Regions from separate parts of the Homo sapiens genome. Here region 2 is linked to region 1. A link is a loop called in an ENCODE intact Hi-C map of the cell type or tissue named here. Cell type or tissue: heart left ventricle. All regions are shown on one strand. Links, peaks and the distances in the headings refer to the core of each region. The heading gives the core; the rest is flanking DNA.

Region 1 (16,496 bases), core at 4,808-7,307:
AAGCAGCACATATTTATTATCTAGCTTAGAAGTCCAAAATCCGTCTCACTGACTGTTGCCAGGCCTAGTTCTTTCTGTGGGCTCTAAGGGTGGATGGGTTTCCTTGCCTTTCCCAGCTTCTAGAGACTGCCCATGTTCCTTGGTTTATGGCGCCTTTTTCTTTGAAGCCAGCAACACAGCATCTTCAAATCTTTCTCTGACCCACTCTCCTGACTCTCTCTTATAAGGACCCTTGTGATTAGAATGCACCCACCCAGATAATTCAGGATAATCTCCCCATCTCACAATCCTTAATCACATCTGCAAAGTCCCTTTGCTATGCAAGGTAACATTCACAGATTTGGGGCTTAAATCACGAACATCTTTAGGGACAGAGAGAGGGAGCATTATTCTACCTACCCTTACACAGTAAATTAGTTACCCTTATATAGTGTATAATTCTCTGAATTTTGGCAAAGGTGTAGTCATGTTACTCCATCACAATCAAGCTATGAATCATTTCTATCACCCTCAAAAGTTCCCCTATGCCCTTTTGTGGTCATTCCCTTCCTCTACTCCAACAGCTACTGATCTGTTTTCCATAGTTTTGCCCTTTCCAGAAAGTCATGTTAATGGAATTACCCAGTATGTAGCTTATTGAACCAGTCTTTCAGAATAAAGCATCTGGGATTTGTCCATGTTGCTGCAGTATGTCACTAGTTCATTCCACTGTGTTGCTGCTACACACTTGCCATGTGACTTTGGGCAAGTCACGCTAAGCTTCAATTTCCTTATTTATGTAAGGATAGTAATTGTCCCTCTCATAGGGTTTTTATGAGAATTAAAATATTTTTGTCAGTTACTGTTCTAGACACTAGAGATACAGCAGTGAATAAAGTAAATGGGGGAAAAAAATCCTGTCCTTACATAGCTTACATTTTAGTAAGGGAATAGATCAAACAAGTAAGCTGTATTGGAATGTTACATGGTAGTAAGGGCAGCATGCAAGGCAGGGTAAGGAATGCTGCAGGCAGAGCTGCAATTTTAAATTGGTGGTCAGAGAAGGCTTCACTGAGTGACATTTGAGTGAAGACCAGAGGGAGAGTGAGGGAGTGAGCATGTAGGAACCTGGCAGAAGAGCATTCATAATGCACAAAGGAAGCACTCACTAAACATTAGCTCTTAGTAGCAGCAGAATCCTAGTCTACTGCTCTCTGCACAGTGATGGGGACTTATTTGCAGCTGAGAGCAGGATTCTATGAGAGAAGACCTAGTACAGTGCTGAGCCAGGCAAGTGTTCAACAGATGGGATTCAAAATATGTCACAGCAAAGGTAATAATTTCTCATGTAGGTTTTTTCCAGCATATTTGGAAAAGGAAATGTGTACCATCTAAATGGTCTCAGACCACTGTGCCAGTGTCAGCCTCCTCCTACTCCACTTCTTTCCTCATCTCTCTGTGTGTTAGGTATAGTGATTTAACATTTAGATGGAGATTGCTTTTTGTGAGCTCTCTTCGTACTGATGACATCTGTTCTTGTCATGGACAGCACACCATGGCTGTGAATGTCAGATCTTCTTGGGGCAGGAATTCCTGTGGTTAAATGTTCTTTAATTTCATGAGCTAAACCCCTTTAAGGGCCATATTGAGGGTACTTCATTTTGTACACTTGCTTATGCTCTCGTACCAATTATTTCAGAAAGAAATCAATTGTTATTGTTAGACCAGACCTACACTGGGGAAATTAATTTGGTACCAAAATCCAGATTAGTGAAGTTCTTACATTTCTTACAAAGGCTCATGAATGACTCTGAGCTCTAGTTCAGGGTTGAATTTAAAACTGTTCACTGAACTCATCCTTACATTGGCAATACTAAGAAAAAGAAGCTGGTTTGAGAATAGAAATATGAAACATAAAAGTTTAAAAACTTAATCCCAACTAATTTTCTCTTACTCCTACTCTATAGGTATGTTGGAAAAAAAATGAACAAAGGTGTTAAGAGCTGCTATCATCAAGACTAGGTGACAGAATAGTAGTAGAATCATTATTAGCACTGGACCTTTAAGAGATGGTGAAAGTGAGTTTGAGATGAAATAAGAGCTCAGATAAGGGAATCTGTCAGTGAATATGAATGAGGAGAGTTACAGAGAAAGACTGAAGATACATCACTGAGTTACAAGCATGTCTGATTTGGGTGTGGCAGGAAGGGAGTGTGTATATTTTAAAAACATAGCCTGGGCAACATGGTGAGACCCCATTTATACAAAAAAATAAAAATAAAAAAATAGCTGGGTGTAATGGTGTACGCCTGTGGTCCCAGCTACTTGAGAGGCTGAGGCAGGAAGATTGCTTGCACCTGGGAGGTCAAGGCTGCAGTGAGCTATGTTCATGCCATTGCACTCCAGCCTGAGTGACAGAGTGAGACCCTGCTCAAAAGGAAATAAAATTGGCTGGGCACAGTGGCTCACACCTGTAATCCCAACACTTTGGAAGGCCAAGGCAGGAGGGTAACTTGAGCCCAGGAGTTTGAAACCTTCCTGGGCAACATAGTGAGACCGAGCGCTACAAAAATAAATAAATAAATAGCCAGGTGTGGTGGCAAGCCTCCGTAGTCCCAGCTACTTAGGAGGCTGAGGCAGGAGGATGGCTTGAGCTCAGGAGTTCAAAGCTGCAGTGAGCAATGATTGTGCCACTGTGCTCCAGCCTGTGCAACAGAGCAAGACCCCATCTCTAAAAACAAATTTTAAAATAATAAAATAAAAACCAAAAACAATGAACTTAAATGTACTCATTTCTAACTATCCAAGAAATAATAAAGAATGTATATTTCACATATTTGTAAACTGTTCCTTTAAGATGACAGGTTTCTTTTTAAAGGTTAGCCTGGTTAAGAAAAAAACTGGTTGACGGTAATGCTGTCTTTATAATAAGAGTAAAGAAAATAAACTTGCCTAAATATTTTAAATGACACCTGTTGTTTTAAGTGTTTTTGCTAAGATAATATCTTTAGGATGCAAGACGAGATTGGTTGGTTTTATTTGTTTAGAAGATTTTTAAGATTTCGTACATTTCTACCTAGGAACATAAAATTGGGGATGCTAAAAAAAGTAAGTTGTTTTAGCTCAGTCACTTCCAAAGAAAACTGGTTTGATTGTCTTATATTTTTGGCTGGGTGCGGTGGCTCATGCCTGCTATCCCAGCACTTTGGGAGGCTGAGGTGGGCAGATCATGAGGTCAGGAGTTCGAGACCAGCCTGGCCAACATGGTGAGACCCCCCCCCATCTCTACTAAAAATACAAAAAATTAGATGGGCATGGCGGTGCGTGCCTGTAGTCCTAGCTATTTGGGAGGCTGAGGCAGGAGAATTGCTTGAACCTGGCAGGCAGAGGTTGCAGTGAGCCAAGATCGTGCCACTGGACTCCAGCCTGGCAACAGAACAAGACTCCATCTCAAGAAAAAATAAAATAAAATAAAATAAAAATATTTTTAAATATTGGTACTTTAAAGGAGATTATACTAGGTTGGTATTTTCAAAAGTTTAATTTTCAGAGCACTGACCCTTGCCTACATGCTTAACAAAATAAATTTGCAAAGTCAAATATGTTTTGGAAAAGCTGTATTTTTATAAACCTTTCTCAGAGCTTCACAATTCACATTGGTATATAAAGGTTCTGAGAAATCTTGTGATAAACTTATTTAACTTTGCTTTTCTCACTATTTCCCAAAGTCATTTAACTGTGGACTCCTTTGTATAACACCTATTAATATGCTGGAGAACTAGTGTTCCACAGAACACAATTTTGGAATTTTTTATGGGGGGGTGCATTATGAACTGCTTAAAAACATTTTTTTAAAGCACTCATAGCATCTATAGCAAAATAGAGATGAATTTAGGTACAGTGTAACCAATGTGACCTTAGCTGCCCTAGTGTTTGTGATAGTACTTCAATTTTTTAAAGCCACTGAGCTCTACCAACAAAATGCGATTGTTTATGTTTAGGTTTTGTCAAAAGCCCACATTTCCTTGGGAATCCACAAAGTATGATTTTATGTTCCACAGATGACCACCACCAGCCATCTTGGCTACGCGATTGTGGCTGTGGAGCTTGGCTTACGACCTCTTGCATTCACTTAACTAGTTCCTCTAGGATACTTCACTTGCTTTTTACTACTTCTCCTCTGAGGATTCTCCCTTAATTTCTCAAAGAATGGAAAATAGGTAATCTTTACTAAAACATCTCTGAGAGCTTAGGGATACTAGGAGTATAACATAGAGACTGCCTTACACTGGCTTCCAAATGTGACTAAGGGACCCACAGTGCAACAGCCCTTGGCCTTCCCAGAGCTGCAGGTTAGAAGGAGCCCCGTCATCCGGAATCTCCAGGCAACTCCTGACCATGGAACCCAGTGACTATCATCCTGGGGCAGGAAAGAAGACAGTCCTTAGACTGGTAGGGATAACTCCTCTCTGGGTCCAAAGTTTGAGTTAGGCAAAACCCCCTCTACAATCTGCAAGATATGATCTGTTCCCCAGAGCCTAGACAAAGCCATCACGCTAGGTAACTTCCCAGCTTATTTTGTCATAAATAACTGTGTTAACCCCCCACAATCCAATGTAAGTGATGGTACACAGAACAGTAAATTTTTTGTTAGTCTTTCCCTTCAGTATGATACAAAGGTAAAGACGAGGCTCCATCCATGTCTTTCCTTAATCTCATAATCTTTTATGAATAAATGCTTGGACCAAAAGGGCACGCACATGTTGCATGGGCACATAAGCACTTTCACTCTTCCAGGAACAAACCAAACTTTTTAGGCATAAGGAAGACTATCCAGAAACAAGAAAGACAACCTTTTTTTTTGGACTGTAAGATTTCACTCAGCTAAAGTGAAGATGCATCCAATTTATAACACTCATCAGAACACTTTCACAAACTGCAGAGCCTTAAAGTCACCAGTCACATTTTAGGAAAAACTGTTCTCTATTTCCTTTATGTTTGTGAAACAAAGACTATTTTGGCAAAATTCTCAGTTTAAAAGAAATTTGCTCAAAAGATGAAATTATCTCTCTGCTCTAAGGCTAGCTTTGCATTATGCTTTTAAGAAAAAAATATAGCCAGGCGTGGTGGCTCATGCCTATAGTCCCTGCTACTCAGGAGGCTAAGGTGGGAGGATCACCTGAGTCCAGGAGTTTGAGGCTGCAGTGAGTTGTAATCGTACCACTATGCTCCAGCTTGGGTGATGGAGTGAGACCCTGGCTCAAAAAAATAATAATAACAAATAATAATAATTAAAGTCCATCAGCCATTTCCTAGTGGTTCGCTTATCCCAGAGCCATTTTTCCAGTAACTTGAGTATTAGCAAAATAAGTTTTTGATCAACAAAAGTAGATGATATGAAGTGTTTGTGTATGCTTTACAATCTTATCACAGAAGAACTTTCTCAGAATATTTACTGCTATGGTTTGAATGTTTGTCCCCTCCAAACTCATGTTGAAATGTAATTTCCATTGTAACTGTATTAAAAGGTGGGACCCTTAAGGGGTGACTAGGTCATGAAAGCTCCACCCTCATGAATGAAATGAATGCCATTATAAAAGGGCAAGTTTTGTCCCCTGTTGCCCTCTTTTTGCTCTTCTGCCTTCCACCATGTGAGGATGCAGTGTTCAAGGTGCCATCTTAGAATCATAATTACCAAACCTGCCAGTGCCTTGATCTTGGACTTCCCAGCCTACAGAATTGTGAGCCAGTAAATTTCTGATCCTTATAAATTACCCAGTCTAAGGTATTCTGTTGTAGCAGCACAAAACAGACTAAGACGTGCACTTACAGCCTCTATTTTCACTTCTTAAATAATTTCATTTGGTTTGTACTTAGCTGGTTTTGCATTCCACAGCAGGTTTGATACAGCAGTGCAGCACAGAAATTAGAGGTGTGCACAAAGAGGTTGGGGTTTGAATTGTGGCAGTGCAGCAGTCTGCTGGTGATATATCTTGGGGAAGTTACTTCATCTCCTGGCAGTTTTCTCATCTGTAAAGTGGATGTGCCTGCCTCATAGAATTGTGATGAGCTTATATAAGTAAGACAAGACCTATAAATCCTAGACCTTGGGGTGTAATAAGCACTATTATAATTGTGAAGTGGAGTGGAGAAGAGCTGCCAGAAGCAGGCGCTCTGACAACAGTAAGATGTGACTATTTTCAGCCAGATAGTGAGAAGACACCATCTGTTTAGTAATCTGTTCTAGAATTTTCCTAGGATCTACATCAAGTAGTCTTAATTTTTTAAATTCACCTTTTAGCCCATTCTGAAAAGTGAAGCATTAGCCAATCTATTCTCCAAAATCCCCTAGTTCCTAAATTTCTGTAATCTCTGCAGAAATTACCCCAGTTACAATTACCAATTATTCCATTACTCCTGCTTACAATTTGTCATTGGCCTAAAAACTGGCACTCTTATAAAGTGACAAAGTGAAGTCCAACTCTCTCATCAGCTCTTCAGGGCTTAGTTCTTTGGTATGTGTTCATCCCATCTTTTTCAAGTTAACTGTAATTTTCCTTAACAACCTCAAGTTGAATGAATAGTTCTGACTTTCCTGAACCAGATTCTTCTCTCCAAACTGTTAGCCGGAACACAAAAGATAACCTTTTTTGGGGCTGTAGGATTTCACTCAGCTATGAACAATTTTTTCTAGAAAACATTATTTTTGCTGCCTTTGACAATTGTATAAATTATCAATTTGTAAAATTTTATAAATTTATAAATGTCTTCTAAGTTTCTTGACAATCTTCTGACAAGCTGACTCCATTAATTATTTTTTAAATCTAATGTTGTATATGTCTTTTATACATGCCTGTCTTTTTAGAAACTAAGCTCATTTGAGAGCTGACTCCCTATGCAGCCACATAGGTTTTTTTTTTTTTTAAAGAAACATCTCCCTTTTTGCATCAATGTAGCCTTAATTGTATTGTCAGTATTTTACCTATTAGAATTGCATATTTATCCCCCTTGAATCATAGTTTAGAAGTCTTTGGCTATGGAACCATAGTTGATTTTCAAAAGGCAGACTTGCTTCCTTATAGCCCACGGTAGGTGTTTGATTATACCGGAAGTTACTTTCATATCCTAACTGTATTCCAGGAACTCCTAGGTGTCATAGGGTTTCTCAAGCATTTTCTTACTACCACCTAATCAACCAGTTTTAAAATATTTGGTCAGAATTAAGTTGAGTAACAGTTCCCCTCTCTACTCTCTCAACTTCCAAGAAATCAAATTGTCATACATGCTAATGAAGAATCTCAGTTTTCCCTTTCTTGTGTACTTAGGTTTTAGTACCAAAATTCAGTAACATTAGAGAGATTTCCCCTTAGAACAAAGTTTATCAAACTGAGTCATTAGTGAATGACAAATCAATGAGTTGCAGTCAGCAACGTGAAATGAAATAGGAAAGCAATAAAATAGAATAGAAAAATAGTTAAGCACACTGCATATAGTAAGTATTTTGTGAAACTTTTGTTTCAGTTTTATGTATGTATAGCATTGTGTGCTCTTGTATGACATAAAATGTATTTCATGGTTCAGGCTAGGGACTAAAACTTCTGAAAACCACTATTTTTAGATGATAATACATTATTTGTATTGTCATAATGAAAAGATTACAACATAATTTTTTAAATTAAATATTTTATACATACACGTGTACATATATAATAAAATCATAGTATAAAACAAATACAGCTATTTTGCTGATTTTTACCACTTCATTTGTTGATAGAAGGAAGGTAGCTTAAGAATTCAGCAGCTGTATTTTAGCTAAAAATTTGACAACTCATTTTCCAGTGCCTTCAAAGAAATACATTTTTTGTGAAAAGATATTTCCAGATTTCAGAACTCCACATTAGTACTGGGATATCCACTAACTTGTTAAATTGAATTACTGAATATCCATAGACATCAAGCAATACATGAAAATGCCCTACAGTATCCAATATTGTGTTTCCAATTATTTTCTATAAAGGGTGACTGGTGGTCACATGGTAAAGCACTGGAACCTGTCTTCCTACCACCTTACGACTCTAAGAGCACCCAGAGGAGTGACTTCCAAAAACCATCGTGTCCACTGGTTTTGCCAGTCAAACACAGCAAGATGCAAAAGCCTTCTTGTGGAATAGGTAAGGTTTTGCAGTGGTAAAAACCTTTTATGTTATCTCAAATTATTGCTACCAAAACTAAGATGTATTAGATGTCCGGACAGCTCCTGAAAATAATTACTTCTCTATGAAGTTGAAAATACACACACAGCAAATACAGCCCTTGGGAAGTTTGTTATTTCTTCCTAGTGGACAGTTTGTCTCCAAATGCAGTTAATATGACATAATGAAAATTGTATTGATCATTAATAACACCAGCCTCAAAGTCAGAAACTTAGTAGCATCCTGCTCATTGTTGTTGCCACCACATTTTAAGAGTTGTAACTATTGTCACTTCAAGGAAGGTAGCTGATGAAGAGGGCTATTAGATAATCTGTAACAATGACTTGTCCTTTAGAAAGATAATAAAGTTTCCACTTCTGGTTCAGGATAGCAGACTGAGCACACATATCTAAATTCCCTGCCTTCCAAGACCCTATTACTATAAATAGTAGCAAAGCAATAAACTCTTAAGAGTGAAGAGAATAGAAGGAAGAACTTTCTGGAACGTAGCAAAGACTAGAAGCCTATTGATAGATAAAAGAGAATAAAGAAGCAATTTCTAGAAGGAGATGCAGCAAAGAAGAGACAATCTGCCTGGCCAAAGCCCTGACTGAGCTACACGCCGAGCCAGCAGGCATAGTGGAAGGCAAAAATGAAAAGCGGGTAGGAGAGAGTCAGAGAGTTACTTCAAAGCCTGTCCCTTAAATAAAGGCTCCAGTCATGAGCACTCCACCCTATCCCAACATTAAGACTACTAGAGCCCAGTGTCTTAGCCAGATGTCAACTACCACACCAGTTATTTCGGTAAATCAAGCTGATCCCCCGTCCCCTTCTTATAAATGGACAACCAAAGATTAGAATTATGCCAGTTAAAAAAAAGATTTGGAGAATAAAGTCACGGAAGTATCACACAGCATAAAACAACAAAACAAAAGCTTGGAAAATGAGAAGGAAAGCAAAACAGAAGATCTGTTTGGGAAATCCAACTTTTCTGGAGCTCCAGAAAAGAGAAGAGTAAAAATGAAGGTAGATAATTAGCAAAACATAACATTTATTGAGCACATACTATTTGCCAGGCACTTTATGGAACTTTCTAAATATTAACTCATTTAATTCCCACATGAACTCTATGCAATATAATAGTGTAGTAATACTATTAATATTCTTATTTTTCAGATAAGAAAATGTAGGGAGGCAAAATTATTTTTTAACATTTTAGTGTTTTTGGCTGGGCTTGAGAATTAAATTGACACAAAGATCAACAGGAGAAAAGCATACAAATTTATTTAATACAAGTTTTACATAGCAGGGGAGCCTTCATAAGGAAATGAAGACCCTAAGACACAGAAAGAACACATATACTAAATTGGACAAAGAGTAGTACATTGTAAAAATGGGACAAGGCAAAGGAGTTTGGGCTAGGGTAATTGGGTAGAGAAATGACTAGGAAGATAAGGGTGAGTTTAACAAGGTTTACTTGTCTAGATTTCCCCTCACCTCAAATTCCTGTGCTTGGTAAGAATGATGCTTTCCTTCTGGTATAGGGAGGATATCTTTTACGTAGGAATTTCATCTCCTGCTTTTGAGAAAGAGAAGGAAGGTCAAACTGTTTTTCTTGCATCTGCTGTTTTTCAAGTGCCTTTAACTCAATATAGTCAATATGCCAGAGTGGCATTTTAGAGTAGCATGTTCTGAACTCCTTTGAAAGCAAGCATGGAGTTGAAATAACGTGCCCAAGGCTAGAGTGAATAATTGGCATTTGCACCCAGCTAGCCTGACTCCAGTGCATATACTCATAACCAGTACTGTATAGTACTCTACACAACCTCTAAAATAATAACAAAGTTTCCCTACATAAAATGCATTAAAAGGGTCTACTGGGTGCTTCTAAGTGTGAAGGGGAAAAATATGCACACCCTACATATCATTACAAAATTGCAAAACAGTCATCATCAACAGAAGATTCTAAAAGTTTCCATAAAGGGATAGAAAAATAAGTCACCATCTAAGAAATAAGTATCAACATGGAATCAGGCAGCACTGATGCAAGAGTACAATGGAGTTAATATCTTCAAAGTTCTCAGGGGAAATACTTTTTGACCTAGAAAAGGGAATTTATTTGGCACGGATACTAAACCATTTTTTTTCAAGTGGCACTGGGCATTACACCCACTGAGAAGGAAATGAAGTCCTGGCACAACATTTGACCCTTAAATGAACAAAATGTATGTAATTATGTAATACTATGCATGCTGTTTAGTAGTTTTCAACTTTTAGGCTCAATCTATAGACACGAGTTTAAATATGGTTACACAACAGAATGTATCTTAGCAGCTTTAATAAGAAAAGTAAGTGCACAACTGATAGAAGATGAGAAGTAGAAGAGAAGAAGGGTGCTAACATCATTATTTGCAATATAGGTAATCAGTTGATACTATCCAGTGGGGGTGAAACAAGGAATAGATGTTTAAGGTGAAAGGTCAAAGGAACCAGTCTAAAAACCAAATTTCTCTAACCCTGGCTTATTTACTGAGCTTCAAGTTCACATATCCAAACACCTACTTAACATCTCCTCTTGGATAGCTAGTCACCTTTTCAAACCTGATATGGCTGGAATAGAATGTTTCATTTCCTCCATCCAAACTTATCCTCCACTAGTCTTCTCCATCTCAGTGAATGCCACCTCCACTCTCCCACCAGGTGTTCAAGTTTTGATAAGCTAGAAGGCATTATAAAACTCTCTCCTTTCACTCCCTGCCCCCACATTCAATCCATCAGCAAATTGTGACACCTCTATCTCCAAAATAGACCCCAAATCTATTCCTTTCCATCTTCACTGTAACCAGTGCAGTACAGCTGCTATTACCCTGCTTCCTTTCTTCTTTCTCCATATATGTTTTCTGCATCATTGTCAAAGGATCTTTTTAAAAACACATGTGATATTCTCCTCCTTTAGATTCTCCAGTTACTTCTCAACGTTCATAGAATAAATTTCAAATTCCTCACTATGGCCTACACGGCCCTTTTTGATCTGTCAAATTTACCTACATTATCTTCTATTGCTCATAATGTGAGGATTTAGAGACAGAGAATATAACTCAGACCAAGGAGGTAGAGACACTCTCTGAAAGTTAAGCTTGTTTCCAAACCAGATTTATGTCTATGTACTTGTTACTGTATTTCCATATTTTAATTATATATTCTTGTAAATTAAAATCTGAATAAGAAAAGAAAACAGTTGTTTCTATAAAACATTCAAAATTGAATGTACAGACTTGATAAAAGGTCAATTGCTAACTTTAAAAAATGCTACTTAGGTATAGGCAAAATAACTAAGAGGAGTTGGACTGAATTTTTAAAATCTTGAAGGATTTTGCATTCATTTTGCTTGAAATTTGTCTTTACATTTTCATTCTGTGTGAAAGAAATAGAAACTGGAAATGATGCATTAGAAGTGTGGTTTGTACAAGAAACACAAAGTGGAATTCCAGTCAGTGGACACCTCCTCAAAGAAAATGGCTTGGCATGCCAATAAAAATTTGATGAACTGGTTAAAATATGTATCTACATATGGCATATGATTTTTTGCTTTAACTTTCTTTGGTAGCCAACCAGTCCCTTCCACATAACGAGCAGTTATGGTACTTCAGCTACTCAAGTTGAAGGGATGTAGAAGAGTGGTGAAAGATGACACTGGAGCGATGGGCTTTTTCTGGGTTCATAAGGCAGGGCTCAGTCATTTCATAAGGGATCCCCCAAAATCAGGGTCTGTAGATCTACTTAATTTGCCCAGAGAGAAATCCTCCAAACCTCTGCCTAGGATGGAGGACAGAAAATCCAGGAGTCCCATAAGCAGTCCTCTGCAACATCACCTTGTCCCGCTGCCCCATGCTCCCTGCCTCAGAGGTATGTGATGCCTCCCGATTCCCAGGCACTCCTGGAATGCTGTGGCATTAATTGGCTTAATTTTTACCCCATTCCCTTCCCCCATAGCACTTAACTTCCAGTTTTCTGCAGTTTACTTGAGTCTATTGCTACTTATCCATCTGTTTTCCAGCTTCCAAATTTGTTAAAATCTTCACTCTTATTTAGTTCTTTTCTTCCTTAAGGACGTAAGCCCTCTTAAATTTCTGTAGTGTGATTGTACTGGGGCTTGGGGAAAGAATGGGGGAAATGCACATTGAATTTGCCATGTTTAACTGGAAATCACAGCAACTTTGTCACCATCAACACTTCTTTTATAATATTGGTTCAGTATTAAACTTAGTATTATGTGAACCTGAACCCATTAAATTTAATCATCCTGTTTTGCTCAATTTATGAAGTGAGAATAATTCCTACTTTGCAGGATTGTTGTGAGAAACAACACGTAAAGTGCCCAACACAGTGTTTGCTACATAGTAGACAATAAATGGTAACTGTTTCTATTATCAGTTATTGCATTGTACTAGGTTATGTGTTGAGTTGAAATTTAGCTCAAGAACCTGGCATGATTCTCTCTCTGTTCTTTTATTGGTATTTCTTTTTCTTTCTCTGTTCTTTTGTTGGTATTTCTCATGGCCAAGTTCATTATTGTATCCTAGGGTCTAGTACAATGCCCAGATTCAATAAATATTTATTAGTTAAATGATAATTATACATTCTTCAACAAAGTCATAATGTAATTTAAAGTAACATGTACTGCACAATATAGGCCTGCAATTTATTCATATTTCAGGTATTTGGATATTAGATGAAAGTGATTTTTAAAAAACAAAATATTTTAATGTAACATTTAAAAATATGTATATAAACTAGTCTATATGTGCCAGATTTTTTACCATAAGCATATGAACATGCACATAAACATGCACTAATATGTGCATATAAATATGCACTAATACCAATTAAAAGTCATCTCATAGTCATTCTGTTCCATCAGCCCACTTAATTACGCCTGGACTTTGGCATTTCAGCAATGTTATCTTGTGCCGACAATTCAAAGTGCTCTTTATGTCTTCTACCACACACAATTTCCTGGCTGCCATCCACAGTCAGTTAACAAACAGCTATGCTCCATCATATTTGAGTCCCTGTAAGAATAAGTGTTCACATTTGGTTTTATATAATAAAACTTTATAAATTGGAAAGCCTAATCTAATATGTGAAGGGGGTATTTCGTACTTAAATAAAACCTTGCTGATTATCAACAACTTGATATTTCAATGTTCTTTTGAATTGCAAATTCAGATATAGTGGTAAAATTAATTTTCTAAAATAGGTTTTAGTTTGTGTTGCTTCTTTTGCACCAAAATGTAACAACAATTTTTTGCTACAGTTATGCTTTTTTCTTTTTACTGTATTTTGAAAATCTATACTATTATTTTTATATTAATAGTCTTTATATATAAGATCAGAATACTGAGAAGAGTGGGATTTAAGAGAAAAATATTACTGGTGAATGATCTTTAAGCAGACACAAAGAATTAAGAAAAGAACATTTCTCAAAGTAAAACTCCTAAGTTCTCACCAATAGAAGCAGCAAATTGTATGTTTGAATAAATCCTGGCTTTGCTGATAAAATATAAATGGTTAGATAGCAACTTGTTTAGAAAATTCTAATTTTAATTAGATCAAGTTTCCAAGAAACAGAGAGTGGATTTCAAACATTCTTCATGGACTTTGCCTTATTTTTTGCAGTTCTCATCAAATGAGGCTTCTTTCAAGTAATTACTTTGGGTACAATTTGAATTCTTAAGTAGAGTAACCACTAACAATCTGAATATCTTCTTTGATGTTTTCATGTTTAGATATTCCTCACTATTGTGGGCTTCTGTAAATGTCTCATATGCCTGTATAAATGAACACAGTCATTATGTTTAATTTTAATAGGTGTAATGCCTGAATAAGGAATTTCCCTTTATAATAACTCAGATTCCTTTCTCCCCCCTTTATTTCCGTGATGAAAAAGAAATCTTTTTTTTTTTTTTTTTGAGACGGAGTCTCGCTCTGTCGCCCAGGCTGGAGGGCAAGTGGCGTGATCTCGGCTCACTGCAACCTCTGTCTCCCGGGCTCAAGAGATTCTCCTGCCTCAGCCTCCTGAGTAGCTGGGATTACAGGCACCCACCATCATGCCCGGCTAATTTTTTAAAAATATTTTTTAGTAGAGACAGGGTTTCACCAAGTTGGCCAGGCTACTCTTGAACTCCTGACCTCAGGTGATCCACCTGCCTTGGCCTCCCAAAGTGCTGGGATTACAGGCGTGAGCCACCATACCCAGCCAGAGAATTATTTTTAAAGTTATTATTTGTGAGATTATGGAAGGTTTTAGATTACTATTTAAAAGATTCATTTTAATTGATTTGACTTCCTTCTGAAATATTTGTTTTAGTTATTTGCATAACAAGCTACCTCAAATTTAATTGCTTAAAACAACAATCATCTTATTAGCTCAATGTTCTGCAATCTTGGCTGAGTTCAGCTGGGTAGTTCTTGGTCTGGTCAGTGATGGTCACTTGTGTGGCCACATTCACTTGGCAGATGGACTGAGGACGGGACTCAGCTGGGATGCAGGAATGACTGGGCCTCTCCTTCTCCAGGTGGTCACTCCACGTGGTTTCTCCAGCAGGGTAGCTGGACTTCTTACTCCCAAGAATGCAAAAGCAGAAGCTATAAGGCTTTCTTAAAGTTTATGGCTAGTACTGGCATAGTGTTACCTCTGTCATATCCTGTTGGTTAAAGCTAATCACAAGACCAGCCCACATTTACGGGGAGGGGACTATATAAGGATTTGAATACTGGGAGGCCTGATTCATTGGGGCCACCAATTTAACAGACTACCACAATACCCTTCAACAGTCATTTAAATGAGAGTTTAGGAGTAGCCAACTCTTCATCTTTCATTGTCTGAAAATGTCTTTAAGTTGCCCACACTCTTTAATGAATGAAAGCACAGCTAAATGCAGAATTCTGGGTTCACAATTAATTACCCTTTACACTTTGAAGATATTACTCCACTGTCTCCTGGATTTTATTGTTATGTCAAGTCTGCAGGCAGTTCAAATTCTTTGAGGGTAATCTGTTTCAGTATAAGATTTTTAATTTCAAAGAGAGCCTTTCTATATAAAAAGGTATTCATAGTTACTTATGATTTAAATATTCCAGTTTGAACATTATAAATTTGAAAAATATGTTTCAAGTCTTTAATTTTTAAATACTGTATAAAATAAGAACAGCATCTTTCACTTGTTTGACATTTAACTCAAGTTGAACAAATGAAATATACCTTAACAATGACTCATTTACGAAACAAAGTCAATTAAATTCTGTTAGCATTTTAAATTGCAAGTTTGTTGATTTAATTATGTTCTGTTTTCCAGAACTACCATTCAACCAGCAATCACATTACTGGGTATATACCCAAAGGAATATAAATAAAGACACATGCATGCATATGTTCATTGCAGCACTATTCACAATAGCAAAGACATGGAATCAACCTAAATGCCCATCAACTGTAGACTGCTTAAAGAAAATGTGGCACATATACACCGTGGAACACTATGCAGCCATAAAAAGGAATGAGATCTGGTCCTTTGCAGGAACATGGATGGAGCTGGAGGCCATTATCCTTAGCAAACTAACGCAGGAACAAAAAAACCAAATACCACTTGTTCTTATAAGTGGGAGCTAAATGATGAAAACACATGGACACAAGGGAACAACAGACACTAGGGCCTGTTGGATGGTGGAGGGTGGGAGGAGGGAGATAATCAGGAAAAATAACTAATGGGTACTAGGCTTAACACCTGGGTGATAGAATAATCTGTACAACAAACCCCCATGAGACAAGCTTACCTATACATAACAAACTTGCACATGTACCCCTGAACTTAAAACTTTAAAAAATAATAGTTACTATATTCTGTTTTCTTCTCAAATACTTCAAACATCTTTACAAGAAAAACTTAAAGCTTTGACAATCAAAACATTTCCAAATCCTTAAATAATTTCTATAAATTCAATAAATTAAACCTAATAAATCTTATAAAACCTAATAAACCTTGTGGCTACTGTGGGCTTACTACCTATGGAGCAGCCCTGTTCCACAAGAAGAAAAAAAAACCTAAGAAAACTTGCAAAACCTTGTAAATCTAATAAACTCAGATATCTTAAATATTTTAATACTGTTTATAAACTTAATCAGATTTCCCTAAAATTGTCAGCACAACACTAGTATTTGATCAAAATTTTTTTGACATAATGTACTAAATAACAAATTACAGGTTTAACTTTCTTTGCTTTCTCATCTCTATATTTAATCCCAAAGTTTCCCAGAATTAAAAA
Region 2 (16,496 bases), core at 7,184-9,683, 69 kb after region 1:
ACAATTAAGAGCTAGACAGAGGTGTCAGATAAGTGAAAATCAAAATTATCATCTTTATTACTAAGAATGGCTTAGTAATAAAGACAGATTACTTGTACAACAACAGGAGACTTATCCGTATTATCCCCAGTCACAGGCACAGCTGGACAACCTCAGTTTTCACCCGTAAGGTCAAGGTCTGCCCCGCTGAGCTTCCTGTATGATCAGAAACAGATGAGTCAGAAGATCCCAAAGGAGAGGAGGAAGAAGGGGAATGAGGTTAGCATACCCAGCTCCTCCCTCCCAAATCCCCCATCAGAGAAATCACTCCTCCTCCCATGGGGAGAAGGGAGAAAGGGGTGGGGAGAGAGGCCACAGTGCTGCTCTAGGGCGGCTCCTCCATGTGACACTGCTCTCCTTCCTGGGCTCTGTGGCTGCCTCCTGCCAGACCCGAACACAGCTCTGGAGCTCTGGAGCCTTTAAGGAACTAAAAGTGGCTGAATGATCTTTAGCAAAGCAGGATAGAATGTTTCTACTCTTTGGATCCTATGTTTTCATGGCAGCATTTTGCTAACAGAACCCCAATTCTGCTCAGGCTAAATATTAAACATAAAATATTTAGCAAAGTACCAAGCCAAATATTTTCTTTCCCAGCTTCTCTTGCACCAAGGGATGGCCATATGACACAATTTGAACAATGAGACATAAACAGAAGTCTCCTGAGTTTTCCTGTGAAATATTTTGATTTCTAGATTTTAAGAAAAAGACAGTAGTGTCCTCCCTTCACACTCCCTTCTTCCTGCCTTGGATTGGAAATGATGGAGTTATGGCAATCTTACAATCAGGAGAAGTCAAAGATGAAGGCAAAAACTGGCTAATTAAGAATGGTGCAGCAGATATGTAGAAAGAGACTAGATGCCTGGTGACACTTCGCTCAGCTGAGGTGAATGAACATCAGCCTACTTTTGGGATTCCTTGTCATGTAGGACAACAGAAACAAAGTAGAAAGATATTTGTATAAGACACTCTGAGATGGGTTTTCTGTTACTTACAGATACTTGCCACCTGAACTGCTAACAACCTTGCTTCCCCAAGCAGCTTCAGGGGAGCCCTTCCTAAAGCAGTAACGAATGAAGGAGGCTGCTTACCCTCTCTCTCCCCACAAACCCCAGCCAGCCAACTCTGGTAGTCACAGGAATGAAACATGCTGCAGACATTTCACTCCATCTTGTCATCATCTATTCACAGTGTGGAGCAGAACCTCTTCCTTCACTCTTACCACTCACTTGCTATTTAATTTCTACTCTCACTGTGTATACTAGACTCACCTTTTCATCAATAGTAACCACAGAGCCCATTCTCCTGGCTTTCTTTTTTAACCTAAGAGTCAGCTGATTTGCTACATCATCCACCATTTGGAAAAAACAGGATAAGCGAGAATTGTGTCTCTAATAAAGAGTCCATTTATAACAAGCTATTTTGTCACCAACTTCTCCAGCTTGTAAGCAATCAATTCCCTTCTCAGCAAATTCAATAACTCGTTATCGTCTTCAAAACCAGATTTGTAGTGAGTAGAGACAGAGGCTGAATTGAAGAGACTCCCAATACTAAGTCGATAAAGAAATCACATTCTCACCACCAAGGTAGTGCATCCTTAAATCCCAGAGAGCTCTATCTTACATAATTTAGTAGTATTCTATGTTAATGAAAGAAAGTCAGAGGATGTGGGGAAAGAGAAAAACAACTACCATATCATACCCTAATTGGCTGCTTCCTGAGACACACAAACAAATGTTTATCAGCCAAAGAAGATTACGAGCCAAAGAAGGTGTCTGGATTTTTGCTTTATTTTAATGAGAAATATTAAATACTATTTTTTTTTACTAAGAAACATTAACAGATCTAGGGAACTTTGCAACAAGTAACCACAAACTGGGTTATCTGTTTTTCACTTCCTTCTATAAAAGTATAACATTCTTTTAAATTAATCTGTATATTTATTATAATGTTTCCTGTTGCTTTGTGGTTTCTGTACGCTTGCCTAACTCCGTGTGTCAATGATTCTTATTTTATCAATTAAAATGCATTAAGCTGCAAGTAACAGAAAAACCTATCAAAGGGTTCTAACCACAAGAGCTTTTTTTGTGTGTTTAGCTATCAAGAAGTCTTGAGGCAGTCTGTCCTTGAGGTTGTTTAATGACTCGGTGATGTCATAAAGTACTAGATTTCTTTCTATCATTCCACCCTGCCTTCCCCAAAGAGTTGGTGATGTTGCAAGATGATTGTTACAGCTCTCAGAAGCAATCCTCATAAGCAAAAAGGCAGAGCAAGGTTGGGCATGGTGGCTCAGGCCTGTAATCGCAGCACTTTGGGAGGCTGAGATGGGAGAATTGCTTGAGGCCAGGAGTTCAAGACCAGCCTGAGCAACATAGTGAGACCACCTTCTCTATCTATAGAAGAAAAAAAGGTAGAGCAAAAAGACAAAGACAAAATGGATTCTCTTCATGGGTCTCACTTATTTAGTGAAGAAACATTTTTGCAGCAGCATTCCAACAGACTTCCCTTTGAATTTCACTGGCCAGGAACATATCACATGGCAACCACTGGCTGCAAACAGGGCTGGGAAATTTACTATGGCATCTTCAACCTTTCTGTAGAAAAAGGAAGGGAGCTGGGAACACTTGCTAAGTAGGCCACAAACATTGCCTGCAAGAGGATAAGCTTTCAGAGATCAGCAATTGCATATTTTTATTTGTTGTCTGTTTCCTTTTGTAATAAAACAATATATAAAAACAATAATAACAGTAAATATACTCAAATAGTACTTTGAAAAAAAACACCCATAATTTCATCCCATTGCAATGATTTTTTGTGTTTGTATTATCTTCCATTCACTGTCCATAGTCCATATTCATAAATATTTTATCTATTAGTAATCTAATTTTGTATTCTTTTCCATTTAATACTACATCATAATCATTTTTTCTGTTGTCCATAATTATAATTTTAAAGAAAAATAATTTTTCATGGAGATTTTAATGTCACAGTTTACTTAGCCGTTTCACTGTTATTGAACCCATAGGTGATTCTCCATTTTTTGGCTAAAATAGATTATACTATAATATTACCTTTGTGTGTGGAAAGCTTTTCAGCTAGTAGATTATTTTAAGGGCAAAAAAGGTTATAAATATTTTTATAACATAAAGTGTTATACTCTCACACAACCATAATGACTGTTGTAGTTTAAAATTTTACTAGCAACATATATATAATATATATTTTATACATATATAATAACTTACATATATTATATATATACACACTTTTGCAAATTTAATCAGAACCTCACCAACATGATATTTTAGATGACTTTTTTTCTGATTCATCAACTATAAAATGTTACTTTATATTTTATTTCTGACCTTTTCCTTTTTCCTGGTGGGAAGACCAGGTAACTAGTCCAGCCAGGGTGAATCTTATAGGACCATAGCTGGGGCAAGATAGTTTCTTACCTAAAGCTAAGTTAAACCAAAATGCTATAGTTATTATCTTTGAAGGGTATATGTAAAAGAGATTTGGGCTGATTTTTATTTTCCTCCTTGTTTTTTTCTAATAGGAAAATGAATTGGATTACTTAAGTAATGAGTATAATGCAAATGCTGCTTAGGTAATGACTATAATGCAAATGCTACTTAGGTAATGAGTATAATGCAAATGCTGCATTATACTCATTACCTAATAGCATTTGCTATTTTTCTGTTAATGAGCTGAACTGTGGTATAGGTGTGTAAGCTGAAGAGGAGGGTCCAGGCAGGTCACCCAAACATGGAGAGCCAGGGAGCCGAGCAGGAATCCAGGGAGGTAAGGCCAAGGCTCAGGATGTCCACGGAGACCAGAGCAAGGAACAGCACATCCGAGTGGGCGAGGGTTCCTGTGTGCTCCTGAAGCAAGGCAGGAGACAGACCAGACCATTAAAAGGCCCAGGGAAGAACAGATTGTTTCTTTGATTGCTGCAAAGGCATTTCCTTGCTGTTCTTATTAATCTGGAGTAAATTATCTACACACATTCTACAACATGGCTTTGTCATTATAATATTGATTTATTCATTCCTTTCACAAATATTTATCAAGCACCTCTCATGTGCCAAGTACTGCTGTAAGCACTGGGAAGCAGCATTAAAGAAAAAAGACAAAAGTCCCTAACCAGAGAGGAAGGTTACTTGTTATAAAGAAATAAAAAGGGGCCGGGCACGGTGGTTCACGCCTGTAATCCCAGCACTTTGGGAGGTCGAGGTGGGTGGATCACTTGAGGTTAGGAGTTCGAGACCAGCCTGGCCAACATGGTAAAACCCTGTCTCTACTAAAAATACAAAAATTAGGGAAGGAAGGAAGGAAGGAAGGAAGGAAGGAAGGAAGGAAGGAAGGAAGGAAGGGAGCCAGTTCCCACAGGATCTCACAGGCCATGCTAAGAACTAGGGATTGTTACGTTCTCCGTATGAGCAAATGTAGTTGGGTTAGCAATGACTTACACTTTATGTATTTATTTATTTATTTTTGAGACACGGTCTCGCTCTGTCAGTCTGTTGCCCAGGCTGGAGTGCAGTGGTGCGATCTCAGCTCACTGCAACCTCCATCTCCTGGGTTCAAGCGATTCTCCCGCCTCAGCGTCCCGAGTAGCTGGGATTACAGGCACCCACCGCCATGCCCGGCTAATTTTTGTATTTTTAGTACAGACAGGATTTCACCATGTTGATCAGGCTGGTCTCAAACTCCTGATCTCAAGTGATCCTCTCACCTCAACCTCCCAAAGTGCTAGGATTACAGGTATGAGCCATTGTGCCAGATCAATTTACCCTTTAAAGGAATCACAAGTTGCTGTTTGGAGAAGAGATTTGTTGGGAGGAGGGATGTTGTGTAGGAAGCAAGAGTGAAAGCTAAGAGACCAATTGGAAGTTGCTGTAATAGCCTAAGTGAGGAATGCTAGAGGTTTGGACTAAGATGGAGGCAATGGAACTGGTGAACAATAGTCAGATTCTGAATCATTTTTAAACATAGAGATGACAGAATTTGCTGATAGATTAAGTGTGGCATGAAAGAGAACAGGAGACAGCATGAAAGAGAACAGGAGGCAGCCACCATGAATCCTAGGTTTTTGGCCTGAACGGCTAGGTTGTGAATCAGTAATGCCTTTTACCATATTTTAGAATGCTGGAGGAGGAGGAGGTTTGGAGGAGAAAATCAAAAGTTCGCATATCTTAAGTTTGAGATTAGATACCCAAGTGAAGATGTTGAGTTGGCAGTTGACTATATTTGTTTGGAGTTGAAGAAAACCAAAATATTTCACCCAAAATACATGGTCCAAGCCCCTATTCTTTCTGTAAACCTCAAGATGGTATATAAGCTTCTGAATCCCATAGGAGGTTCAGGAGTAATTACTCTGTGGTTCTCTCCCATGCACATTAATAAATTTATAGCCATTTATCCTATTAATCTGCCTTTTATCAGTTGATTTTTCAGCAAACCTTCAGGGAGTGAAGGGGAATTTTTTTTTTTTTTTGGCCCCTACAGAGTTCAGAGCAGAGACCTGGAGGGGAGGTTTAATTTTAGAATCACCAACATATAAAGCCACAAGCCTGGATGAGATCACCAAGGCAGTCAGTGTAGGTGGAGAAGAGAAAAGGCTCTTCAACAAGCAGAGGTTGGGGAGGTGAGGAGAGTTCAGCAAAGGTCACTAATAAGTAGCAGTGGCTGGAGAGATGGGAAGAGAATCAGACGAGTTTGGGGTCCCGGAAGCCCCGCAAGGAAATTGTTTCAAGAATTGCTTCAATTAACTATGTCAAATGCTGCTGAAAAGTCTAGTAAGATAAAGACTAAGAATTGATCTGTAATTATGCTCTGGAGCTTGCTAAACTCTCAAATGCCTCAAGTAGATAAAAAGCCATGAAAAAGCAAACCCAGCAATTGTCTCTCCCTGTACTATTCCAAAATGACATCGACAGGATAGATTTGTCTTTATGTAAATAAGGATCCATTGGCTGGTACCTGGAAATCCCAAAATTTGTTGTCATTCCTTGTTTGAGATGTAGGTTATTGTACTTGGGCATGCCTGAGGTTGCTTTTCAGATTAAATGGATAATAAATGCAAAGTGTAAGGAACAGGGTCCAGTGTAGTGTAGATGTTGGCGGCGTTAGCTATAATTGTAACTCGACAGTATTGAGTCTTGCTTCATTTTTAGCTCTCATTTCAGGCTGTTGCTTAGCAGTGTTCCAAAGATAAGCACTAAGTTTTCTGGAAATGATTGAAAGTAATCACAGCATCTTACAGCTGAAAGGACTGTAGAAGTTAATTACTCCATTCTCTTCAGTTGGCAGATAACAGAGATCCAGCAATATTAGATGACTTTCTGAAGGTTAGCTACCACATTAGTGGAGGGACTCAGACTAGAGCATGGGTGTCCCAGTGCTGAGTCCTTTAAAATTAGTTATAGTAGAGCTCACAATTGGAGAATTGAGCATTCCATGACAAGGGACTTTTTTCAGATGACTGAAGCTTATTCCTTTTAACCACCAAAACTTAATAACAACCATTATCACTTTTTTTTTTCTTCCAGACAGGATCTCACTCTGTCTCCCAGGCTGGGATGCAGTGGCATGAACATAGCTCACTGCAGCCTTGACCTCCTGGGCTCAAGCAATCCTCCTGCATCAGCCTCCTGTGTAGTTGGGATCACAGGCGTGCACCAGCATGCCCAGCTAATTTTTTTATTTTTTGTTGAGACAGGGTCTCACTTTGTTGCCCAGGCTTGTCTTGAACTCCTGGGCTCAAGCAATCCTCCCACCTCTGCCTCACAAAGTGCTGGGATTACAGGCATGGCCCATTATCACTTTTGATTAAAATCCTCTACTGCTTTTGATTAAAACATGTCTATACAATGAAGTCATTCTAATCTAGAGGGTTTGAAGTCCTCAAAGTCAGTTTTTCTTGTTACTTTCTTTACCAGTTGCTTTAAGGTTTGAGCAATCCCTTTGACTTGTAAAGCAAATGACAACTTAATTCGATTGTGTTACAATATTATCAGATTGATCCTTTGATATTTTTTGAAAAGACAGAAATCCAAGAACAGCAACAAGCATGTGATTCTGCCTCTAAGAGCATCCACGATTTTAAGTATACATTTATTTATATTATACATGCATATAGAACTATAAATGTATTATTGTGGAGATCTCAGTGCACAACGCAGACCTGTAACTCATGAAGAAATTAACCTTAAATGAGTCAGTATTACCTTTCCTTCAGTGTGTCAGAGTACATATGGAGCTTTATATATATATATATATTTACTGAAATAATTTTTGTCTCTATAGCATTTTTTCATAGAGAAATTCTGAATCACTTCATTAAACTCCTAAATACTGCATGAGAAATGAGAGATCAGATATTATTATTCCTATTCTAGAAATACAAAACTAACGTCCCCAAATATTAGATATGCACAGGGGACCTATACAAACAGGAACAAAGCCCCTTTCTCTCTTCTGCTTCTCATCAGTCAATCTTTGAGTCTCATCCAAGAGTCTGAATTTAGCCTTCAGTATTTTCAGCTGTTCCAGGAATAGACCCTGCCAGAAAACAAAGCCCACTGATTCCTGGTGCTCACAAATCCACCCTCGACTCTTCCCATCACTAGTGACCACAGGCTCCGCCTCTGCCTTCTCTAAGGTCATGTGATCTCCGTTGCTACAACAACCGAGAATCCATCACATTTTGCTCTGGGGTAGCTCTTAAGTGTAAATTGCTAGTCACACTCTATCCAGTCTTACTAGATCAACTGAGCTGTGCACGTCCAGAGAATGGGGGAGCAAGAAACAGGCCAGAAAAAGTTTCCTTCCTTCCCTATCTCGATTTTGGTGCCTTTGATTAATGATAGATGTTGTTGGATGCTGGGTATGTGGTATGTCCTAAAGGAACAGCTGACATCTGGATAATTACAGGATGGTTGGGAGGATTAAAATTAAAGGAAGTAATTATTGTGACGTGCTTAGCAAAGGGCAAAGCATCTTGCTCAAAGGAAATGTTCACTAAATGTTCGTGGTGTGATTATTAGTATTTGTAGCTTCGTTGGTAAAATGTGGGAAGAGCTAATAATCATAGTTGTGGTTTATTTAATTTATAAATAAATTAAATTTATTTATTAAATTATACTTACATCTCACGATAAGATTACAAGGTCATTATCATTTTCCTCATTCCACACGTGAGAATGTAGCAGACTTGGGATGTGACAAAGGTTTCTCTGACTTTACCAAGCTTGTTCATTCATTTATTCATTCACTCGACAAATACTCACCAAGTTCCTGTGTACTAGGCACTGAGCTAGGCAAAGGTGAAAAAGACAGACCTGGTCCCTGCTTTCATGAGATTTAGAGTCTAAGGAGGGGTACAGGCAGGTGAAACCCAAATGTCATCACGTTCCAAGGTCAGCCCCCATTCTTTTTTTTTTTTTTTTTTTTTTGAGACGGAATTTCTCTCTTGTTGCCCAGGCTAGAGTGCAATGGTGCGATCTCAGCTCACCGCAACCTCCGCCTCCCGGATTCAAGCTATTCTCCTGCCTCAGCCTCCCGAGTAGCTGGGATTACGCATGCGCCACCACACCCAGCTAATTTTTTTTCGTATTTTTAGTAGAGACGGGGTTTATCCATGTTAGTCAGGCTGGTCTCAAACTTCTGACCTCAGGTGATCCACCCGCCTTGGCCTCCCAAACTGCTAGGATTACAGAAGTGAGCCACTGTGCCCAGCCTGGCCCCCATTCTTGCCCTGACACTTTGAATGCAAACCTTTTAAAATAAATCCACTCATATTAGGCAAATAAGAAAAGCTATTTCACTGAAGAATGCATAGGGAAAACCTCAGGAGGTACAGAGTTTACACTCCACAACACATAGCTCTCCTCTCCCCGTAAGCATCTTTGTCCTCTGCATCACCTCAATCCTTAAACTCCTCACCCCACCCTACTCTACCCTCAGTCTCTCAGCCCAGGTAGAGGCTGCTGGCCCAGGATCGTCCCTTTCACACTATGACTCTCCCCTCTGTATGCCAGACCACTTCAGCCTTACATCTGAACTCTTAAAAGGGTCCTCCCATTAGCCAGATACCCCCTCCTTAGAAGATGACCACCGAATTATAAAGAAACTATTTTTTCTTCTTGTTCCATAAGCAAACAGGCAGTCCTACTGTGCTGAAAAGACACAAGGAAAGACTTCAAATCTGGACATAGGGCAGCAGGGCAGGTGTCCTGGAAAAAGTGATATCTAAACTATGCTAGGGAGTATAGTTGCCTCCTCAACATCCATTGTTCAACTCTTGGTAACTATTCCAATTTGGTGGTGGAGGCAGGAGTAGGGGATATGCATACCTTCTACATGACGCCTACCTGCTTTGGGGAGAGGCAATGCCGTGGCTCTTAGCACAAGCCTAAGCTAAATGGTATCATTTCATACCCCTAGCCATACTTATTGGGTCAGGGGTGAGTAAGGACCTAATCTGGGCAATGAGACTGAAAGAGATGTTTGTGGGAAAGGGGGAGGCAGCATGGGGGAAGGGGCAGTCTAGGAAAGAAACAATTTCTTTCAAAGAACACAAATAAACAAGAGTGCCGGCGTCACTACCGCTCACCATCTGATCACCACGTGGACCACCAGCCTCAGCAGGAAGGCTATGCTGCCCAGCAGAGTAAGAAGCTGAAGAGAAACTGAACTCTTCCTGACCTGGTAGAGCTGCTAAACCAACCCTGGTAATGTGAGCCTTTCTTATCTAAGGCAGTAGAGCTTCAGCTGACTGTTACTTGCAATCAAATCCAACCTAACTGATACAGAAGGTGAGATCTGATCAACAAGTGGCCAATAACCTTGAGAAGGGCGTAGGCAAGTCTCAGATCTACAACTTAAAGAAGTTGTCCATTTAAATGAGGCAGTTTGATTTTCAAGAAAATCATAAAATACAGGACAAGTCCTACATACCCTTAATTACCAGCTAGATAATACAACAAGAAAAGATATCTGATTTATAGTCACACACACCATATCACAAATTTCCAAACTTAATTTTTAATTATTATTATTATTTGAGATGGAGTCTCACTCTGTCACTCCAGGCTGGAGTGCAGTTGTGTGATCTCGGCTCACTGCAACCTCTGCCTCCCAGGTTTGAGTGATTCTCCTGCCTCAGCCTCCCGAGTAGCTGGGATTACAGGCACATGCCACGTGCCCAGTTAATTTTTGTATTTTTAGTAGAAACAGGTTTCACCATGTTGGCCAGACTAGTCTCGAACTCCTCACCTCGGGCGATCCGCCCACCTAGACCTCTCAAAGTGCTGGGATTCCGGGTGTGAGCCACCATGCCTGGCCAGATTTCCAAACTTAAAATGGCTAGGAACTATGTGATGTGACTTTTAAAAAGAAAACCTTCAAAACTTTGTTAGAACATTTAAAAGATGATTCAAGTAAGTGGAGAAATAGAGCCAATTCCAAGATAAAAAGACTTAATAACACTAAAATGTCTATATGACCAATAGAATTAAATTTGAATTAAATTGAATTTATAGATTTAATACTATTCTGATCTAAAGCCTAGTAAGTATTTTTTTTTAATGGAGTTTTGCTCTTATCTCCCAAGCTGGAGTGCAATGGCATGATCTAGGCTCACTGCAACCTCCACCTCCTGGGTTCAAGCAATTCTCCTGCCTCAGCCAGTAGCTGGGATTACAGGCATGTGCCACCAGGCCCAGCTAATTTTTGTATTTTTAGTAGAGATGGGGTTTTGCCATGTTGGCCAAGCTGGTCTTGAACTCCTGACCTCAAGTGATCTGCCAGCCTTGGCCTCCCAAAGTGCTGGGATTACAGGCGTGAGCCACTGTGCCCAGCCTAAAACCTAATAAGTATTTTTAATTTCACAAAATTATCCTAAAATGTATGTATGAAAATAATAAGAATACCATCAACAGGGAGTATAAAAAAGACACAGAAAAGTTTCTACCAATATCAGCCATTAAAACTTGCTATATAATAAAATAAGAATTAAAATAATGCACTAACTAGATCATAGATTAATGGAACCAAATGAAGAGACTAAAAAGGCCTAATAATTTACAGTAGCATTTTTGTGAAATAAAGTTTAACTATAAATAATTAAATATATGTACACACTTAAAATATATCTATCAAAAATAGCTTTTGAAAACAGCAGGAGGGAAGGAAAGTGTGTACAGACACGCCTAGTTGTCTGACTAAATGGCCTTTCCCAAACGCCTTCTCTCCTGCTGTTTTTTCTATAGAAAGAGAAATATGAAATACTTTCCCAGCCACCATTGCGCTAGGTGTGACCTTATGACACAGTTCTGACTAATAAGACATAAGAGGCCTGGGCACGGTGGCTCATGCCTGTAATCCCAGCACTTTGGGAGGCCAAGACAGGTGGATCACCTGAGGTCAGGAGTTCGAGACCAGCCCGGCCAACATGGTGAAACCCCGTCTCCACTAAAAATACAAAAAAAAAATTATCTGGGTGTGGTGGTACGTGCCTGTAATCCCAACTAATCGGGAGACTGAGGCAGGAGAATTAGTTCAACCTGGGAGTCGGAGGTTATGGTGAGCTGAGATCTCGCCACTGCACTCTAGCCTGGGCGACAGAGTAAGACTCTGTCTCAAAAAATAAATAAATAAATAAAAATAAAGACATAAGAGAAAGTCTGCTGGTAGGTTTGGAAGAAAATGTTTGTTTTCCTGATTAAAAGAACTGACGTGGCTCTTACTGCCCTTCCTTCCTGCTTTGAATATAGAGGCTCAGCAGCCATCTTGGAATCATGAGGAGGTAGCATGAGAGAAGGGCCCAGAGCATTCCAGTCTCCAGGACCCACATCACAGAGACACCAAAATGCTGCCAACCCTACCAACTGCGACTTCCTATAAAGTGAGAAGAAAAAGCCCCTTTTTGTTTAAGCCACTGTTAGTTGGATTTTGTTACTTGCTATCAAATAATATAACTGATACAAGTTTTATTTGATAAGAGGTTTTGGAATTTGTGATAGCAATTTTAAAAGTAACTAAGTACTTAATATACTCTAGGTGGATTAAGTTAACTTTTTATGTTGAAAAAAAGAACAGAACATTGAATAAAATATTTAGCACATCTGTGAGGAAGAACTTTTTCTTGAAATTTTATAAGGAATTGTAAAGAAAGAGATAGGTACACACATGTATACATTTTAAACTTCTGTACAATGTAAAAAAGCAAAAACAGAAGAAAACAAAATATAAAATATGAAAAATATATATCAAATACGATAGACTATAGGATCATAAATAAAATATACAAGGAGCTTATTCAAATGTATTAGCTGTATTTCATCATTTTGATAAATGGGCAAAGACTATGAACAAGCAATTCCCCCAAGGAGAAACAGAAACAGTAAATAAACACCTGAGAAAATGTTCAGCCCTAGGAGTAATCAAAGAAATGCAAATTAAAGCAACCTTGAAATATCATTTGATACCTACTAAACTAGCATTTTGAAAAATGATGGGTTGGCAAGGTGACAGCGCTATTGGCGCACTCATCCATTTCAGGTGGCACTACAAATTAGTACCACTTTTGAGAAAGCAATATGGCAAGCATGGAGAAACATCCATGCCCTTTGGCCCAGCAATTCCAGTTCTTGTAATTGGCACTAAGGATAGTAATTCAACCGAAGCAAAGGGACAGACTCCACACTGTTCTTCAGAGCCTCAGCAATTCAATTAAATCCAATTAACATATATTTTACACCTTCCTTCTGCCAAGCAAAGGCAACAGGGAGTCAGAAATTAATAAGACACTGTGTGTGACCTCAGGGGGCTCACAGTCTGGCAAAGGAGCCAGGTGGGTAAATACATTACAAAACAGTGCTGTAAGTCCAGCAGTGGAAACATAGATGAGGTCAGAAGAGCTTGATTTTCATGATGAGGTGGGTGAGGTAGGTAAGCAGAGAGCTGGCAGAGTTGAGAAAAGATTATGAAGGAGACCATGTAAAACTATGGGGAAAAAGGCACCAAGAATTAAAATAGCAAACAATTTAACTATATATTCACAGTAGTGTGGGAATATAAATTCCAGAGAAGGTTTGTGAAAAACCAAGATTTGCGGCAGAGTGAAAACAGAGCTCTATTGCCCTTGTTTGACACCTATAACAGCAAAAAAAGAAACATTCCTAAATGACCAACTTGGAGATATCTCTTTGTGAATTGTGGTACACAGTGGACCATAATTCCACTACAAGAATGAAAATTATGAAAATATATGACACTTAAAAATGTTTATGAAATGCAGGCAGGATACCTGGGGGAGAGCAGCTGGTCCTGACAGCACTTAGCATTGCTCCAAAATTCACCATTCCTTCTTTGTTATCATCACATTTCTTTTATTTAAATGTAATTAACACACCATAAAATTCACACATTGAAAGCACACAAGTCAGTGGTTTTAATATATTCATGAAGTTGTGAAACTATCACCTCCATCTAATTCCAGAATATTTTCATCAACCCAAAAAGAAATCCATTACCAGTCATTCCCCATTCCTTCCAGCCCTTGACAACTACCAACCTACCTCTTGTCTCTAGAGAACTGCCTCTTCTTCCCCTTCTCTGCCCTAATCCCTGCTGTCCTCCTGAGCCTGAGTAAGCAGGGGCCATGCCCTCTCTAATGCCCTGGCCCCGCATAGGGACACTAGCCCTCCCCAGAGTGCAACAGACGGAAGGCCAGTAAACACCACTCTATTAAAAGTTCAGACATACAAATGGGAATTCAACACTGTCATGCAAAACTAAGGAATCTGCCTTACAGAACACGTAGCTCACTCTGTGAGACCCAACCCTTCTAATTTAGTCCCTCCCTTCCTGAGGTGAGTACCACCTTAGCACCCACTTCCAGCTTCCCTCCCTGACATTTAGAGCCAAGACCACAGGACCGGTGGAACCGGTGTGAGGAGAGAGTGGGGCAGGACCAGGAAGCACCTCTTCCTCTGCTAATGCACGCAAAGGAAGTCTGGTGCTGCCTTTAATTTTTCCACTAAGGAACTTGGAGGAGGCATTGTGTGGTGGCTGGGTCTCTGGCTGCTTTCACCAAGCTTATTATCTGTTTTCCTCACCAGACTTATCTCCTGCAGGACGCTGTTTTGTTCTTTTTCCAGGGACATTAAGCGGAAGTGTAAAAGCTGTGGTTCTCTGTGGAAATGACCACAGATTATTTTCCTTGCCATTTGTATAGGCCTCCTTTTCCTGACCAGCTAGGGAGGACACTGCACATTTGATGGTGACATTTGACCTTTTTGTTTTATGTGCCGTGGTGCATTCTCTCTGGTAGCCTCAGAAGTTACAAGACCTTACCTCACTCTTCAGGAACAAACTACAGCAATGATTCATCTCTCTGTATTTCCCAGCCTCCTGATAAACTGCTAAGTGAAGATGGGGAGGAGCCATCACGTCGCGTTGATAGAATAGACACAGAGGGGACTTGGTGATGTATTAGGAGGAGCACTGACCAGAAGTCAGGGTATCTGGGTTTGGGTTTAACCTCCTTGGTTCTCAGTCCTCTCATGGATGAAGTGAGAGTTGGAATAGAAAGAGGTCACAGCAGGTCCTTCCAGATTTCAGTCCATAGTTTCTCTACATTAGTAAGGTGAAAATAAGGTCTCACTATTTAGGAGATTCTGGTCTCAGGATCCTTGAGGGAAGAGAAAGAAAAGGGAGGGAAAGGGAAAGGGACAAGAGGAGATGAGAAAGCACAGAAGGGAAGGAAGGGGAGAAGAGTTGGGGGCACAGGAAGAGAAGTGGGGATCCAAGGAGGGAGGGGAGGGAAATGGAGGGGATAAGAGGAGAAAAAAAGATGGGAAGGAGATGGGAAAGGAGGGGAATAGAGGAAAGGAAACAGAAGTAGGAGGGGCCAGGAGGAGAGACGAATGGCAAATTAGTAAGACTTCTTTAGAAAGAAGATGGGAAGTTCACAGGTTCTACAGACTGGAGAAAAAATTATAAATAAATAAATAAATAACAAAGAAAGAAGATGGGAAGAACAGAACTAACATTTCTCTTTTTTCTTCTTTTTTTTTTCTTTTGAGACAGGGTCTTTCTCTGTCACCCAGGCTGAACTGCAGTGGCATGATCACAGCTCACAGCCTCCCAGGCCCGAGCAATCCTCCTGCCTCATCCTCCAGAGTAGCTGGGACAACAGGTATGTGCCACCATGCCTGGCTAATTTTTTATTTCTTTAAATTTTTGATAGAGATCTTGTTATGTTGCCCAGGCTAGAACTAACATTTCTGATGTCCTACTAGATGTCAATTCTCAAAATACTTTGAAGGTAGATAATAATATTGTTCTTTTACCAACAAGGAAATGATTCCCCTTCCCTGCTTCTGAATGAACATTATGTTCTCCCTCAAGTGATTTTGGTGCAGTTGGGCAGGTTTTAAGATAAGCTGGGCTAAGTGATTTGCTCCAAGTATTAACATTAGTCAATCATGATGCTGAAATTCAGCCTCAGGCCTGTCTAGCCCGGAGACCTGTGTTCTTTTCACTCTACTAAGCTGAGAAAAGAAAACACAAAGAAAAGCGAGGAAGGGTTTCATAGTGGATACCTCTCCATGCATTTAATCAAAAATAGGCCAAGAGACTCTCTTAATGAAATCCACCCTCCAAAAAAAAAAAGAGAGAAAAGTAGTCTGAGTTAAGTAAAACCAATTCAGCTCAAGGGAACAGAGTCGAGATAGTCTCATAGGCATTTCCAGGACAGCCGACCTTTTCCATAATGAACACTGCTCCCTCCACAATGATGCAGCAGTAACTCTCACTGCCTTACTCTTTAGTAGTGATCTAGATTTAACAAGAGCGCCTTGCAACTTATAGTATATTTGCAGTCTTTAAAGCACTTTCACATTCTTGATTCCTTTTGACCTCTAATAATAATAATAATAATAATAATAATAGTATTAATAACTTAGGAACTGAAACAAAGATTTTAGAGTCAGACCTCAGTTTAATCACCACTCTTGCCGCTTAGCTCTGCGACCTTAGGCTGGTTAAGAAGAGCCTCAGTCTTCTCTCCTGTAAGATGGGGATAATAAAAATGCCTACCCCATAGGGTTGTAATGAGTATCCAAAGAGATAGAACATGTTAAGTGTTGCCCAGCACATAGTCGTGTTCAAGAAATGTTAACCACTATTATTTATATATATATAAAAAACACATATATGTCAGAAAAATTATCTGACATTTGAAAATAGGCAGAAAATATTACTGATTATTGGGTCTTCTTTCAGTGCAGTATTGAGCTTAATTTTCTACTGACTTTACACTCCATAGGTGCAGAGGTTAACTTAAAAATTTTTGTCTGGTAAAGATGCAAATAGTTTCTGTGCAATAGAGCCAATAAGCACAAAGATTAGTTTACTGTCCTGTTGGACACCAACCAGTTTTAACTCAT

Evidence for each region. Hi-C counts contacts between places; a loop is a spot of excess contacts. Peaks named below come from ENCODE experiments on the same cell type or tissue, not always from the same donor. Only the 100,000 strongest peaks of a DNase experiment are listed, where the experiment ranks them.
Region 2: it touches region 1 in a loop (7-fold over the local background); 4 of 110 quality-filtered maps call a loop at or near these places.

Annotation. Positions count from the first base shown.
Region 1 is chr2:54,335,724-54,352,219 of GRCh38, forward strand. It overlaps CIMIP6 (ciliary microtubule inner protein 6), which reads left to right. Exons shown (of 5, transcript NM_001100396.2): 3 at 7,997-8,150. Among named protein-coding and RNA genes, the nearest start is that of CIMIP6, 13 kb to the left of the region's middle. In heart left ventricle, for the core only: a CTCF peak has its summit at 6,140; no DNase peak of the experiment used is centred there; H3K27ac peaks cover 294 bases.
Region 2 is chr2:54,402,285-54,418,780 of GRCh38, forward strand. No RefSeq gene overlaps it. Among named protein-coding and RNA genes, the nearest start is that of SPTBN1, 46 kb to the right of the region's middle. In heart left ventricle, for the core only: no CTCF peak of the experiment used is centred there; no DNase peak of the experiment used is centred there.